Regions from separate parts of the Homo sapiens genome. Here region 1 is linked to region 2. Evidence: chromatin loops called from intact Hi-C (ENCODE). Cell type or tissue: Calu3. All regions are shown on one strand. Each heading gives the region's core, and the rest is flanking DNA. Links, peaks and the distances in the headings are about the cores only.

Region 1 (8,326 bases), core at 245-8,244, 69 kb before region 2:
GTTGTGGTTGAGATAGAGTTCCTGTAGGCTGGCCAGCCCTGCAAAGCTGTGGTCCTCCAGCCGGGTCAGCTGGTTCTCCTCTAGGTGCAGGCTCAGCAGCTGGGGCAGGGCATGGAAATCACAGTCTCGGGCATCCGAAAAGCTGTTCTGGGACAGGTCCAGCTCTGTGAGATTGGCCAGGTAGCCCAGCTCACTCTGGTCCACACGGACAATGCTGTTGCTCTGCAGGAGCAGGGTCTGTGTGCCTGCGGGGAGTGCCGGGGGGACTGCCGTCAGGAATAGGTCATTGCAGTCCACAGTGGTAGCCTCGCGGTAGGACGAGCGGGGCGTATACCAGGGCCGGATCTGGCAGGCACACTGAGGGGGGCAGGGAACATGCCAGGGTACCACGGGCACAGCGGCAGTGGCACCAGCCACCCAAGCTAGCAAGAGTGGGGCCACGAGAAGCCTCATGGTGGAGCTGCAGGGCAGGGGACCATTCACAAGAAGAGTCTGGAGTCCTGCTCTTTGTGTTTTGCAGGGTAAGGGTCAGCAACCCTGCCAGGGCCCAAGGAACCACCCTCCCAGGGCAGTCATTCTACACCGGGCGTCACTTCTTGCCCTCCTCAATATGCCTTCTCTTCCTTGTCCTCTGGGGCTGGGCCTGCTCAGTCATTGCCAGGCCCCATCAGGGGCAGCCCTGGAAGAAGAGGATGCAGAGTTAAGGAGGTTGCAGAGAAGCAGTATCTACCCCTCCTCCCGTGTTTGTTTGTTTGAGACAGAGTCTCATTCTGTCACCCAGGCTGGAGTGCAGCGGTGCACTCAGCTGACTGCATCCTCCGCCTCCTGGATTCAAGCGATTCTCCTGGCTCAGCCACCTGAGTAGCTGGGATTACAGGCACCTGCCACCACTCCTGGCTAATTTTTGTATTTTTAGTAGAGATGGGGGTTTCTCCATGTTGGCCAGGCTGGTCTCGAACTCCTGACCTCAAGTGATCTGCTCACCTCGGTCTCCCAAAATGCTGGGATTACAGGTGTGAGTCACCGTGCCTGGCCCCTCCCATGTTTTTTGACTCAACAAGCCAAAGGAGCTGCAGAGGTAATGGCCAGGCCTGTCCTTAAGGCTTTAGTGTCCTTTTCTATGACCTGCTCACAGAGTGAGTGACTGTGAGTCTTCAGTGAAGGAGAGGAAGGTGTATGTGTGTGTATGTGTGTGTGTACATGCACATGTGTGTTTGGGAGGGAAGGAGAGTGGATGGGCTGAAATTATTGTTATCTTCAGAGTCCTTCTGAGCCCAGAGAGATGTGAGGTAGGTTCTCTAACCTTTCTTACCTCTTTCCTCCCAGCCTCCTTGGCTCACTGGGTAAATGGAAGATAAAATGATAAGTTTCCAGAAGTTCCTCTGGCAGTGTAGGTGGGAGGTGGGTGAGGGTTGGTGGAAATAAGTACAGCTTCTAAAATCTGGGATGGGCTCCCCAGGACCCTAGAGGTGAAAGGCAGCAGACCTGACACATCCAGGCAGGCTGGGGTGTTCTGCTGCCCAGGATCTTCTGGGTGGGGATATTGCTTTGGTGTTTGCCAACTTCCCCACCCTGGAGGCAGGAGTGTTTCTCCTTTCCCAACAGCCTGGCAGTGTTGCCCAGGAGGAGGCAGTGGAGTTAAGAAGCCTGGGTCTGAGCTCCTCAGCTGTGCAGGTAAGACCTTCTGTGACCTGGCCCGGCCCCTTCACCTGGCTTCTCTTGTCACCACCCCACTTACCCGCTGCACACAAACCTTTTGGGTTGAGGTTACCGTGACATGCCACCCCTTCTGATGTCTCCTCCTCATTGTCTTCCAGACAACTCCTACTTGTTCTTCAACGCTCAACTTTAAGTTCAGTCACCACCTGCAGAAGTCTTCTCCAAAACCTCCCCACCTGGCTGACTAAGGGGCTGGCTTTATGCTCTTGCAGTACTCATGCTTCCTACTGTCACAGTTCTGACCACACCGTGGGAAAACGTCTCTAACTAGAGACCTGTCTTGCCTCTTGTGCCTGTAGTACGGGATGGGTGCCCAGTGTGTGTTGATTGTATGAATCAATCTCTGTGACTCCAGAGTTCCTTTCTTCAGGAGATTAGACATCACCCCTGCAATCAACAATGCAAGCCACTGCTGTTTCCTCCATCCTGAGCATGAGGAACCTATCCAGTTTCTCTCTCAGATGCCAGGGCCATGAGGCAAGTCCAGCCTTGGCCTAGAACCAAAGATGGAAACAAAAAGGGGCCAGACTGTGTTGCCTTCTTGAGCCTGGTCTGACTCCTGAGTGGAAGTCTGATTCCAGGTAAGTTTTTAGCTACAAGTGTCAAGGAAATGCACAAACACTTACTGAGCACCTACCATTGCTCAGGACTCTTTGAAGACTCTGAATGTCTTTTTTCATATGACTCTCATAACAGGTACATGAGATAAGCACTAATACCTCCAGTTTGCAGATTAAGAGACTGAGGTCCTGAAGAGGTTAAAGAACTTGGCTCAAGTCACATAGCTGGTGAGCAGCAAGATACAAGAATCAACCCAAGTCCAGGGGGCTGTGTGCCGTTTACACTTCACATCTGTGCTGCCAGGTCTGTCTGATCTGACCCTGCCCTGGGCCTCTGGAGGGTCTGGGATGCACTGAATGCTGCAGCTGCAGGCCCTGTGCCTGTTCTCGTCCCCTGGGGTGATGACTCCTTACCAGGCAGCTGCAGAAAGCTTGGAGCTATGTCTCCTGCCACCATCCAGGCAGGTGCCTCTCAGCGGGCCAGAGGGGCTCTTCACCTCCCTCATCCTGCTTCCAGGATGCTAGGGCTTGGGAGGGGAGCAGCTGGAGGCAGGGTCCCGTTCCCTGAGCAGGAACACAGCAAGCCTATTTACATTTGGCTACTTCCCACTTTCCTCTGCAGCTATTTCTGAAGGTGGGAAAAACAACCGCGACTTCAAAGGCACAGAGGTTTTGATAGGGGTGTGTGTGCACCGACACGTAAAACTCAGTGTGAACAAACACATGTGTACACATGCATGCATGCCTGCATACCTGTGCAAGGGGAACCCAGCTACCCAAGCCAGTGTATGGGGGTCAGGAAGCAGGGAGGGAATTTTGTGGTGGTCTAGGTGGGTGGAAAGGAAGGAGGGAACAAGCTGAGTCTCCGAGAGGTCCCTGTTGTGGAACTGGATCTATGGCCAGTAATCCTGCCACACTTACATACCAGAGACCCCTGACTGCCACCTAGACCTGCTGTGAGAGAGCAGACCTACCGGCAAATAGATCAGGACCCAAATCGCGGCCCTACCACTCACTACCCAAGTACCTGAGGCAAAGCTACTTGACTGCTCTGAGCAACCATTTCCTTCTGTATTACATGAGATTGTCATTGGAGTTAAATGAGTGTGTTGCACACAGAAAGAACTGGACAAATGTTAGCTCTCTTCCAGCTCCAGTCATCCCTCAGGGTCAGGAGGTTCTCCAGCTATAGGACTTCTTAGGGGACAATAGAAGTTGGCTCCTAGGACTCCTAGGGCTCGATAAGTTAGCAAGTGCCATGCTAGTTGGGGAGGCAGGTTCAAAAACACGAAACAACTAGGAGAGCCCAAGACATTTCCCAAGTGGAGAGAAGGGTGAGGGCTGGAGGAGGTGGAGAGGGGTCTTCAGCTGGGCCCCAGCATCTCCCTGACCTTTAGACCCTACCCGAGTCCAGTTTCCCTTCTTCATCAACACTTGGTTCTAAGCGCTGAGTCCGTGCTCAACTGCACTGAGGGGATCAAGGAACCATTTAAAACTTCATTGAAACCCTCCAGGCACTTGCCTTTCCCCTTCACCCCAGACTGCTGCCCCTTCCTTCCCTCCCCTGGTTGGGCTGGGTGGATGAGGCAGAGGTCGTGGCTCCTGGGCCGGGAGCCTGGGGCTGGGCCTCGGGATCCAGAGGCAGTGACTTGATGACTCATGTTCACACTGCACCTCTGACCCCAAGGCTTGGCAAAGGCCCAGACAAGTCCACCCCCTCACTGCTGAGCATGCAGCTCTTTCCAGGATGCAGCTCAGAGCTGCCCTCTCACCTGCCATCACCACCTAAGGCTGCCTTGCACATGGCCCGCTCATGCAGGCTGATTAGCAGTTTCTACCGGGGAGCTGCAGAGAAAGCTAATTGTCTTTCATCTGTAATCTCCAGGGGTGATCAGGAGTTCAGACTGTCACGTGTATACTTTCCCCAATTGGATTCCGAGCTTCTTGAGGCAGGGGCCATATCTTACATGCTTTTTGTGTCCCCAGAGCACCAAGTGTAGGATTGAGCATGTAGCAGGTGCTTGAGAGTTGCTATAGTGAAATGTGTAGAGAACACGCATTGCATTTAATCCCCCCAACAACCCTGTGTGTAGGCAAGAAGGGATTATTTAGCTCCATTTTGCCAGGGAGGCAACTGAGAGTCAGAAACGTTAGGTGATTCATCAGAGGTTGCACAGCTTCTATGCAGTGGGGTCAGGATTCAAACCCAGGGTCTTTGACTCTACATCCTGCCTCACCAGCCCAGCCAATGTGGATCAGCACCTGTTTTACAGGAGCAGAGGGCAAGGCTGCCTCAGTTGCAAATCCCTTCAGAGAAAACCTGAGTCCTCAGCTCCTCCACGCACCTGCCCCCTGCTGGGCCCCTCAGCTCCTGTTCCTTGACTCCTGCCTAGAACAACCCCCCTGGGGGACAGTGTGGGGAAGGACACTGTTCCTGTGTGTGTGTGTGGCTGGGCCTGGAACCACAGGGACAAACAGAGCCAGCTGCTGCACACAGACCTCAGCCTGCCTTCTGAATGGGGGCTGGGGGCTGCTTTTTGCGCAGCCAGTGACTGCTGGCCAGCTGTGGGCTTCAGGGACAGGAGACAAAAGCCCTAGAGCCGTATTCCAAGAAGCAGGGTTGGTTGCCCACTCCAAGGGCAAGTTTCTCTCTTGGAAAGGCTGGTGCTGCAAACCCTGTCAGGTCTATGTTCTCGGGGCTGTTTCTGTGGATTTAGCGGAAACTGTGGAATTAATCCACAATGCCCCTGATTAAACTAAGACCTTTGGCAAAGGTCTGAAGGAAGAGTTTTGGAGACGCTGTCACTACTTTCTCCCTTCCCTGCTTCTCAGGCCCCCGGCCCCAGCACAGCCCTAGTGCTCCTGCCTGGTATTGGTGGATGCAGAGTCTCCTCTCTCCTCTCCTCCTCCCTCCTCTCCCTGGCGGTTCCCCCCCCACCCCCCCCCCCGGGAGCTGAGGGTCCAGAGGGAGGGTGGCAGGTGGTGATCGATTGCCTGGCCTTGGCTGCTTCAGTGCCAGGACACCCTTCTCCCCACAAAGCTGCGGAGAGAGATGGGCGGCATAATTGAGTGTAGCGTTGATAAACTCCGGCCTCCTCACCAGCAGATAAGCGCTGGGTGGGAGGGATGCTGAGGGTGAGGAAGGCCAGTCCTCCATCTGCATACCTGGCCTCCAGCTCCTCCTGGGAGGTAAGCCTGGCCCCTCACTTCCACCTCCCATTTAATCACACACAACCAGAACCTCAGAGCTGGAGGAGACCTCAGCCTCAGCGTTTATCTGCTCTTCCAGAGTCTGAATTCCATAAATAACTTATGTGAAGGAGGAGTGGTGGGGCGTGAGCCTGGCTCTGCTGTTTGCTGTGTGACCTTGGGCAAAGTACTTAACCTTTCGAGCCCCAAATCCCTGAGCTGGGAATGGGGATAATGCCTGCACCCCTTCTGGAATTGCTGGGAGGAGTACGGGATGGAAGGTACATGAAGTGCCTGTTAGTTCCCTCTGTTGCTTCCCAGCATTGCAGCCTCTCCTTTCATCTTACCATACATTGGATTGGAGCAAAAGTAATTGCGGTTTTGGCCATGAATTTTAATACTAATACTAATACCTAATACTTCTCATCTCTCAACTTTTGTAATAAACTTAAAAAATATTGTTGAGGTATAACATATGTACGGGAGAATACATAAATGTCCCTGATCCCAACATGCATAGGTACAAGTACAACCACCACCCAAATCAAGACATAAACATTTCCAGCACTCCAGAAGGTTCCTACGTATGTGCCCCTTCCCAGTCAATATCCAGCCCCCACCTGGAGCTAACCACGGTCCCGACTTCTATCGCCGCCAAGCAGTTTCATCTTGAAAACCCAGAATTCCCCTTCCTTTTCCATGACAAGTTGGGACCAGGGTCTTTGGAATTAGGTTACTCTGGCATTAGGGAACTTTAAATCCACTTCATTCCTCCCCCTACTTCAAAGTGGGCTATAGCGTCTTAGAATCTCATGTTTAACCAGTGATCTCCAGGAAGAGAGGCTGATTCTTCTCTCTCTTTCTAGAGTTCCCGTATCTAAAAATTGCTCTCAGCCTTGGGGCCCAGCTCTGGCCAGCATCCTCATGGCCTGGGCCTGGGAGTGCCATGCTGCCTTGAGGGAGGATGATGTGGGTGACCTCCTGGCCCCCGTGCCCTCTAGGCCTTCTCATCACAGAGTTCTGGAGCACTAGGCAAGAGGATGGATTGGGGGTGGCCAGGAAGGAGGGGCCCAGACCTGCACTCCTAACCATCCATCCCCTGGGTCACTCTACTCGGCAGTCTCAGAGGCTCCTCCCATTCTGCTTGTCCTAAATGCAACATCTCCTCCCACTGCCTGGCTGTGCTGCATTGGTCCCATTGCCATCAGCACCACCGTCCACCAAAGGCTGGAAATGCCCGCCCTCTTCATCTGCCCTCTCCCACCTCACACCCCCTACCAAAATGCTCACACCTACCTTCTCTTTTCACTTCTGGCCTTGTCCTGTACGGTGGCCTCTTTTGGGCTTTCCTGCTCACCTGAGAGAGCCACACTTCCCCTGACTGCCTCTCATTCCCAGACACACCACACCCTGGCTATTTTTCCTTCCACACCTTGGGCCTCTCACTGTGCCTGCCGTGCCCTTTCCCAACTTCAACTATTCAACTCCTCTTCAGCCATGAAAACCCATCCCAAATGCCACCTCCCCTGTGACGCTTTCCCTTAGAGAAGAGTGGTTCCTCCCACAGCTGCCCCCGAGACTCTCTGAACAAACCACAGTGGCAACTTCCTCACTGTTAGGCCATGAGTCTGTCTTCCCAACCAGACTGAGAGCTCCTCGAGGAAAGGATGGTTTGTTACGGATTTTTGTGTCCCTAGAGCCTAGTACCGTGCACTTTCCCTTGCAGGACTGAGGGGTGCTCTGCCGTGAACTGTGAATCACAACCCATTAGTAGGTCATGAAAACAATTTAACGTGGGTCACGATCTACATTAAAAAAATGAATAGAAAATATCATACTGCATTGTATGCGGCCAGACTAAGCATTGTTTTGAGATGCTGCCCCCTATTTTATACACACGCATTTGTGCACTGGGACATGATACAAGGCTTTTTCTTTTTTCTTTTTCTTTTTTTTTTTGCCTAGGGCTGTAGCTATAAAAGCTTGAAAACCATTACTCTGAGAATCTCTCTGTTGGGAAAATGAGTCCCTTCAACTCTAGTTGTTGCCACTGGGATGCTAACAGAAAGCAAAGTCTCAGAGGAAAGATGTGGCATTCCTGAGTGTCTTCCATGTACCAGGACTTCTATTTGCTAGCCACTTTATGTTCCTCATCCCATCCTTCTGTGAGGGACATACTTTTCAGATGAGAAACGTAAGCTCCGCGAAGCTAAGGGGCCGGACTGAGGTCCCACAGCGAGAGTGTGGAGGAGCCAGGATCCGAACCCCATCGCCAGCCCTTGCCAGTTCCATGATTCCGGTGCCAGCGCTCGCCTGACCTCCAGGGCTGTCATGGTGGGAAGGGACTGGAGGGCATCTGCTGGGCAAAGGTGAGGCTTCTTTGTTCATACTTGCCCTCCCCTCGTCTCTGGAATGAGAGGGGTCAGGGTTCCAGGAAACCCCCCTTGTTGGGCCTGGGAGGGGAGGGACTGTCCCCAGGCAGGAATCTCTGTCTTCCCAGGTCTCCTGGCTGGCCCAAGCAGAGAGTGTTAGAGCTCTGCTGCCTGGAAGGCAGCCTACCTCATTATTTCTTAATTAGGAGTGGAAGGTGCCAGTAGGTAGCACAGAGTCATTGCTGTCTGCGTGCACTGCACCAAAAAAGGCTGCAGGGGAGCCGAGCCAGCCTGTTGGGGGCACGGAGGCAGCTCCAGGCTGCATCTCACTGCCGCTTGCTGCCAGTCTTTTGCTGATCCTCAGGGAAAACTTTTCTGACCCCCTGCACCCATCTCCTGGGCTCCCATGATGCCCTAGTGTGCCTCCATCCTAAACTGGCTGGCTTGCTGTCTCCCCGACCAGACTGTGAGCTCCTCTGAGGCAGG
Region 2 (8,326 bases), core at 133-8,132:
AATCAGAGAAGGGAGGCCTGGGATGTGGCATGGGTCACTGAGGGTCCCTCAGTGGACCCTCCACACACACGACACTGTGTGTTGTGTGCAGCCTCTGCTCAGCCTCCTTGGGAGATATGGGGTGGGGTCTGGGGAGTCAATGAGGACTGTTGTCCCCCACCAGTGACCCAACTAGGCAGAGAGTAAGGCACTAGAGCAGTGGACCTTGGAATCACCTGGAGAGTGTGGGCCAATGCAGGTGCTGAGGTCCTACCCCAGAGTCAGATTCTGTAGTTCTCAGAGTCTGCATTTCAGATAAACCATCCAGGGGATTCTGATTCAGGTGGTTGGATGACCTCACTGTGAGACAGACTGGCCTGGGGGTGCCCATTGCTCTCTGACCGTCCCCTGCCCGGGCTCCCCATGTGCAGAGCCTTGTTCTCTGGGCTATTAGAGAACAAGTGAAGGCAGAGGCAGAGGCAGAGGTGAAGGGAATGAAGCTCAAGTTTTAGGGCTTCTCGACTTGCAGGATGGTGGGGAGAGGGTGGGCTATGAAAGCTGGGAACTGTAGAGTGTCCTAGGTGAAGAGGGGAAGCCAGTTTACGAACAGGAAGCATTTTTATGTAAGGATTTCTGGTAAATGGAATGAAGAAATGTCAGGAGAAAGGGACCCTGAATGTCCAAGGCTCATGTAAATTGTTATCTTCTTGCTGGCCGTAAGTAAATATCACTGTTGTACCTAATTTTGTATTTGGAATTTTGCGGGTTTTTTCTTAAGACGGCCCCACAGAACTGGGATCTTCCCTGACCCCTGCCCTCAGGGAGCTCCCAGGATCCACAGACACCCTTGGAACACAGAAAACCGCAAAGGCAGAGAGACACACGTTGCAGATGGCAGAGCTGTGTGGAACTGCAGGGAGTCTTCAAATTTATCTTGGGTTATATTCCTGGAAAAGGCACTGCAGGTAAAAATGATGTAGGTTGAACCTGTTTTTGCCCAGAAACAATGTGATCATAAAAATTACATTCCTCACCAATGTCCCGGTGCCCAACTTTTTATAGGCATAAGCACAAACACCACAGACACCATATTTAATCAACCATAAATGATACACCTCTACTCTGTTTTTTTTTTAAGATGGAGTCTCGCTCTGCCACCCATGCTGGAGTACAGTGGCAAGATCTTGGTTCACTACAACCTCCACCTCCCAGTTTCAAGCGATTTTCCTGCCTCAGCCTCTCGAATAGCTGGGACTACAGGCGCGTGCCACCACGGCCAGCTAATTTTTGCATTTTTAGTAGAAACGGGGTTTCACTATGTAGGCCAGGCTGGTCTCGAACTCCTGACCTCAAGTGATCCACCCGCCTCAGCCTCCCAAAGTGCTGGAATTACAGGTATGAGCCACCACACCCGGCCCTGTATTTCTTTTTCTTTTCTTTTTTTTCCCTGAGATGGAGTCTTGCTCTGTCACCCAGGCTGGAGTGCGGTGGCACGATCTCGGCTCACTGCAACCTCCGCCTCCCGGGCTCAAGCAGTTCTTTTGCCTCAGCCTCCCAAGTAACTGGGATTACAGGCACCTGCCACCACGTCCAACTAATTTTTGTATTTTTAGTAGAGACGGGGTTTCACCATGTTGACCAGCCTGGTCTCGACCTCGTGATCTGCCCACCTCGGCCTCCCAAAGTGTACTCTGTATTTCTTAAATTGGATTTGAGTATCTAAAACAGTTAAACTGGGCAATAACCAAATCCTCTTCTGTTTAACATATTCAGAAGATTCCTGAAGGAAATGCTTTAGGTAGAAGGGACCATGGGAAGGACTGGAGTGACCACCCTTCCCCCATTCAGAACCTGTATGGGCAAAAAGGGAGGCCTCAGAGGTCTGAAGCTGGGGGACAAGGGTTTTGTGCCCCATGGCACATCTGAAAACAGACCAGCCAGCCAGCACCACTTGCAAGTATATCTGGCCTACTCCGAAGTGCATGACTTTTCAGTTAAGGGCTGCCACGCATACACCAAGACTGGGGGACACTTGAGAGGGCTCTAAGAGCTGAAGTTGGAATGCCATTTGGAGTGCTGATTTAGAAAGTCTTTCTGGAGGAGGAAAATCTTGAGAAGATGCTTGAAGGCAGGACAAAATAGTTAGGCTTCCTGAGAGGTCAGTCCCAGGGACTCTCAAGCATCTTTTGAGTTGACTTTTGACCCACCTCACTGAGACCCATCATAGGCTGTCAAGAAGACTCTGTCCCCAAGTGCCCATCACCCACACCTCCCTTCTGCTTTATTGGTTTTCAAATTGCAGGTAGAGACCCATCAGTGGGTCGCAGCAAGCACTTTTTTAAAAAAATGAAAAAAGGCCGGGTGTGGTGGCTCACTCCTGTTATCCCAGAGCTTTGGGAGGCCAAGGCGGGTAGATAACGAGGTCAGGAGTTGGAGACCAGCCTGGCCAACATGGTGAAACCCCATCTCTACTAAAAATACAAAAATCAGCTGGGTGTGGTGGCACCCGTCTGTAATCCCAGCTACTCAGGAGGCTGAGGCAGGAGAATCACTTGAACCCAGGAGGCAGAGGTGGCAGTAAGTCGAGATCTCGCCGCTGCACTCCAGCCTGGGCAACAGAGTGAGACTCCACCTCAAAAAAAAAAAAAATGAAAAAGAATTTTTGTTGAAATGAAAATGAAACAGGACACATTTCATGAATACTTTTTTTTCATGTAAACACGTGTGTGTGCTGAGTCATGGTGTTCAACGTATATCTTTCCAGATGTCACTATCAAGCCTTGGTTATTTATTTCCAGAGCATGCAAATAAAATACACATGGGGTATCCCATATGGTAAGAATAACATATTTGCCCAAATCCAGCCTTTTTATTTCTGTTGATTGTCTTCTTTTGTAATCAGATTCTATTCATTTCTGAACATTTCACTTCAGAAATGGTTCACAGGACAGAGAAACTGCGACTTCATGTATCCTAATCCTGTTCTTTTCTCTTTGTACTGTCTCTGACCTCTATATTTTCCTTCTTATTTTCTGTCAGAGAAGGAAGTCTTTGTGGTCTTATTTCCAATATTTGAATTAATTCCAACATAGATCTCAGAGCTCATGGGGATGTCTAAAGATCTTTCCTAAGGTCTTTCCCAGCAGCTACTCCATGGGTCTATTTTTTTCTGTCTAAACTAGTGTTTCTGAAACTGTGTGTGCAGAAGAACCACTTGGGGAATTGATTAAAATACAGACTCCTGGGTTTTACCCAGTAAGTCTCAAGTGGGGCTCACGAACTGCATTTTTGACCTTCTCCCCAAGGGATTCTGATGCAGGTGGTCCGAAGACCGTACTTGGAGGAACACTGTAAACCGTGGAGAAAATTCAGCTCCTCCCAGAAAGCTTTCCCCCATTCACTCTTGATTCTGGTCACGCCACTCCACTTCCCTTCTGCAGGAATAGTCTTGGTTTATGCCACTTTATGTTTATTTGCAATCATTTGCATTTTGCCTGAAAAGTTACTTTCTCTGGGTATCCTCCCTCTCTATTAAATGATAAATTCCCCCAAAGAACTGTATCATTCATTGCTATTTCCCTAGAGTGCCCACTGGAGGGCCTTGCTCATGGCAGACTTCCCACAGACTCTACCTGCCTGGGAAGGAAGCCTCTCATCTACCCACTGCCCCTACCAGCCCCTACCTGCTGAGTGGGGATCCCCATCCAGGAGTGCTCAGGGCAGGGGGAATCAGTGTTATGTCCTGGATCAAACAGCATTGTTGATTGGGTGCTTTGGGTCTGACTTTGTCCTCTCCTCTCACCTCCTTAGGAAGAAGTGAATCGTAAAAACTATTGAGTCCAGATGACCCCCTGGGGACTGTAGCTTCATCAAGGGCTATTATATTCTTTCTTGTGTCCAGAAACACATCTAATAGTAGCAAAGACAGAGGGCTGAGCTGTAGGGCTAAAACTCGGTAAGGCAAGCTAGTTCCCCGGGGCACAAAATTTAAGGAGGCACTCACTTTGAGGCGCTGACCCTGTACTTGCAGAACCTGAGGGTTGAGTGCCTCCTTAACTTTTGGCCTAGGCACCTCCCCTGCCTCACCCTAGTCCCAGCCCCACTGGGCGGCCTAAGGCAAGCATCCTGAGGCCTGGATCCAGACAATGAAGAGAGAGAGAGAGAGGAGAGAGAGAGAGAGAGAGAGAGAGAGAGGGAGAGAGAGAGAGAGGGAGAGAGAGAGAGAGAGAGAGAGAGAGAAAGAAAGAAAGAGGGCTGAGGGAGGTGTGGCCTGGAGACAGTCTTGTTGCTAGATGAAGTGGCTCTTCAGGCAGAGGTCAGCTTGGCCCATTCTCCTGTCCATAGGAGCTGGCCTGTATGATAAGCAACTTGGTAAAACTGACCCTGAGTCCCTGAGTCTGTGCTGGGAGCGGTCCGTGTTGCCTCATCCGGTCCTGATGAGGCTCACAGTGCCTATTCCCCCAGCCAGGAAGAGGCCAGAACAAGCCTCAGGCCCATGTCCTCTGATGCTGAGTCCACTGGTTTTGTTTCTCTTTTTGTTTTTTCCCTTCATTTTCCTTCCACAACTCTTCTGCCTTTCATGGAAAAGAGATCCCATATCCCAAGAGTCACTTGTCAAAGGGATTAAAATCTTGACTGTCAGAAAGCTCATCCTTATATTTTATTCTTATTGCTTCTCCTGCCACCAACCACATTCCTTCCTATTTTACCCTCAGGGAACATGAAGAAGAGCCTGTCACTGGTCACTGGCCTCAGTATGTCAGCACCTGGGGACCTTTTGGTTCGTGGTCTTTTCTGTCTTCTTTTTTTCAGTCACATTAATCCATCTCCTTTGCAGAAGATTGTTCTTTATTTCCCCCCCGCCAAAAGAAGAAAAATTAAAAGAGAAGAGGAAGAAAAACAGTAGGAGAAAGAAGAGAAAAACTCCCATCTCCCTGAGCTGAGGGAGACTGACTGTCTGAAGGCAGGAGATGAGGGGGTGACCCCCAAAATGCTGGGTAGCCTCCATGCAGGCCATGACCCTGGGCAGAGTGGGCAGGAGCTCCGCCATTGCTGTGCCTGCCCGCATAAGTGGCTCTCGGACCAAATCCCTTCCCGGGCCCCAGACCCGAACCTCTCCCTTGGCATGTCCCAACGTGAAGGGAAGATGGTGAAGTGGCCACTGGAGAGAGGTCTCTTCCCACCTGGCTTATCTGGCTCACTCGGATACCTCCGCCATGGAGGAGTGGGATTTTCAGACCCCAGACGAGAGAACAGAAAGCTGAAGACTGGGGTCATGAACCCTTCCCCTCTCCTTCCCGCGGCCCTGCCATCAGAGATGGTGTGGCATCCCCATACATTGAGTCGGGTGGCTGGAGTGAATGACTAATGCATGTCATTTTCAAGCTGCTCTCTCTGAACAGGAAAGTACATTCAGATCCAGGTTTTAATTGTGTGTGATTTTAGCTGAGATGGCGTTAATTTATTTCCTTTGCTACTTCAGCGCTTCTTCCTCTTTCATCACGGTGAAATTATCTGGAATGTATCTTTTTTTTCTTAAGGACAAAGAGAAGAAGCTGATCTTGCTCCTTTTCCACTGATTGAGGTTTAGAACATTTTAGGGGCTGCCAGATGCTGTTTAGCGGGTGCTTCAGGATGGAGACCCTGTGGTCTCCTGCTGCCTACTTCCTGCTCTCCTACTACCGCATTTGGCGAAGGGAATGCTTCATGCTGAGGGACCCCTACTGCCCAGGCCGACCCCCTGACAAATCCACCAACACGGGGGAGTTTTCAGCCAGGTCTGGCTCCAGGCAGTTTCCAAAGCAAGGGGAGCTTTCTTCCTAGCATGACCTTCAGAGAATAGCAGAACAACCTGACACTCACAAAAGACTTCTTGGAGGAAGGAGACAGCATTTCAAAGAGAGATGAGAAGAGAGGCATCTAAGGCCCCCTGACTGGTGTTCCGAAGGTTGCACTTTCTGACTTTGCATGGGAGAGGGTCTGTCAATTGAGAAAGTGCATAGGGCCAGGTGATTATGATAACCCCCCAATACAATATTTAAAATCATTTTTTCTTTTCACTCAAACTTTCTTTGTAATAAACAAAAATACTATACATACTTTTGGGGATTCTACTGCATTTTGCTCCAGAATTTGTCCTCAGTTGAGAGTTGGTTCTTTTCTATGTCTCTGCACTAGCTAAGACCATTTTATCAAGCCTGACTTACTCTAGTTTTTATTATAAAAATTAAATTAAAATACTTTTTATTTTATTTTAATACTAATTTCAAATATAGAATTATAGCATCATGTTGAATATGCTTTTTCAAACTCTACTTAAATCCCAAATTGGAGATTCAGCTCCCTCACCCCTCCCTACTGGAGAATTGCTGAATGGCTGCCTTAATCTCTAGCACAGGAAATCAAGAAAGCATTGGCCATCTTGGGCTGAGACTATTAAAGCACCCTTTTGTCTCTTGTCCAAGTAGCTCTCCCTATTCTGTGAAATCAGAGTCTTCTTTGGTTATTCTGGCACATAGTAGGAAATTCAACAAACAAATGTTGCATAAATTTTACCCTTTTAAACTATTGTGCTGTGCCTGGCACAGGGCAGGCACCTGGCACCTGACAAGGTGCCCAGTATTAGCCATTGTTCCTAAGGCCTTGACACCCTGCCTCATCCACATGCCCTATAACCTGCTCTGTGTTAAGAAGCTCTAGCTGGTAGGATGGTAATTTTCCTAAGGTATCCTAGGACTTCACAAGACCGAAGTCCTCAACATCCTGATTGGCACAACTTATGATTCACCTCTAAATGTGACCACCTGTTTAGATACTGGCTTCTTTGGTTTTGGTCCGAGGCCTGTGCACATAGTAGGGCCTCAGCAAATGTTTATTGAGGGAATGAGGGAATGAGCTGGTGTCCTCCACTTGGCAGCCCCTCCAGTCACGTGACACAGAGCCTGAGGGAGGCTGGGGCCGGACCACAAAACTCCTTAGTGAACAACTAAGCCTCTTTGATTGCGCTGTTTGTGTACAGGGCTCTGATTTACCAGTACACTATTATGGCTTGAGAATCATTCTGGGCAGCCTATCTTTCCAGCATGGTTAGAGGTTTATTGGAGGCCAGTGTCACTCTGCTGATTAAAATTTGTTTCTGAGTTCTCCGTAGGTTGCTTTGAATAGCTTTGGAGTTCAGATAGCTCTTCCTTCCAATTGCCTTTGGTCATGTCCCAGCTGTGTCAGCTGCAGTCTCAGTCTCTCTAGGGTGATCATTATCTGTTCCCTTCCCAGCCAGGCCCCAGCCGAGACTTAATGGACACCTCTGACCCTGCAATGGAGACCCCCTGCCATGGTTCCCAGATGTTCCTAACTGTCCATTTACCCCCAACTGCCGTTTCTTAAAAACTTAACATATACTTACCCATATGATCCAGCAATCACCTTACTAAACATTTGCCCAAAGAAATGAACACATGTCCACACAAAAACCTGTACATGATGGTTCATAGCAGTTTTATTTGTAATGGCCCCAAGTTGGAAACAACCCAAATGTCATTCAATGGTTGAATGATTAGACAAATTGTGGTACATCTTGCCACTGGATACTATTCAACAACAAAAAGGAATGAACTATTGATACATGCAACAACTTGGATAGATCTCAAGGGCATTGTGTTGAGTGAAGAAAAGGTAATTTCAAAGGTACTGCATGACTCCATTCATAAGACATTCTCAAAATGACAAAATTACACAGATGGAGAACAGATGAGTGGTTTCCAGGGCTTGGGGATGAAGGATATGGTATGACTATAAAAGGAGAGCGTGAGGGATCTTTGTGAATGGAACAGTTCCGTGTCTTGATTATGGCGTGATTACATGAATCTTCACACGTGGTAAAATTGCATGGAACTAAACACACACGCGCGCACGCGCGCGCGCGCACACACACATACGCAATTGAGTTCTTTAAAACCGGCAAAATCTGAATGAGATCTGTAGATTGTATTGTAACTGTAACAGGTCCATGGCCCGATGTGTGTGGCAAGTCAATATGCTGAGACACCAGGCTGCAGCTGAGAAAGAAATTTAATCTTGGGGACACCGAATGAGGAGATAGGAGAAAACCTCAAATCCATCTCCCCAAGGAGTCCAGGGCTAGGGTTTTTAAGGGTTTTGGAGTGAGCCAAAGTGGGGATTGTTGACTGGTCACAGAATACAGAGAAGTCATGGGACGGGGAGATAAAGAAATTGTATTTTTGGGATGAGTCTGTTCCTCGGTGGGGGTCTTCAAACTGACTGACACCAGCTGTTTCACTGGAATTTGGTATCTGAAAAACATCTTGAGCAATTCTTAAACAAAAGCTGA

What was found. A loop is a pair of places that touch in the nucleus more often than their neighbours do. Peaks named below come from ENCODE experiments on the same cell type or tissue, not always from the same donor. Only the 100,000 strongest peaks of a DNase experiment are listed, where the experiment ranks them.
Region 1: it touches region 2 in a loop (2.0-fold over the local background); 5 of 110 quality-filtered maps call a loop at or near these places.

What each region holds. Positions count from the first base shown.
Region 1 is chr1:204,619,540-204,627,865 of GRCh38, forward strand. It overlaps LRRN2 (leucine rich repeat neuronal 2), which reads right to left. Exons shown (of 2, transcript NM_201630.2): 2 at 1-679. The coding sequence starts at 453. It overlaps LRRN2-AS1 (LRRN2 antisense RNA 1), which reads left to right. Exons shown (of 13, transcript XR_007066814.1): 9 at 1-1,674; 10 at 1,818-2,300; 11 at 2,416-2,583; 12 at 7,434-7,837. Among named protein-coding and RNA genes, the nearest start is that of LRRN2-AS1, 60 kb to the left of the region's middle. RefSeq lists enhancers at 1-19, 20-878. In Calu3, for the core only: a CTCF peak has its summit at 4,655 (motif pointing left); DNase peaks (open chromatin) are centred at 2,032, 3,972 and 4,662.
Region 2 is chr1:204,688,917-204,697,242 of GRCh38, forward strand. No RefSeq gene overlaps it. Among named protein-coding and RNA genes, the nearest start is that of LRRN2, 7.3 kb to the left of the region's middle. RefSeq lists enhancers at 3,633-4,586, 4,587-5,538. In Calu3, for the core only: no CTCF peak of the experiment used is centred there; a DNase peak (open chromatin) is centred at 3,605.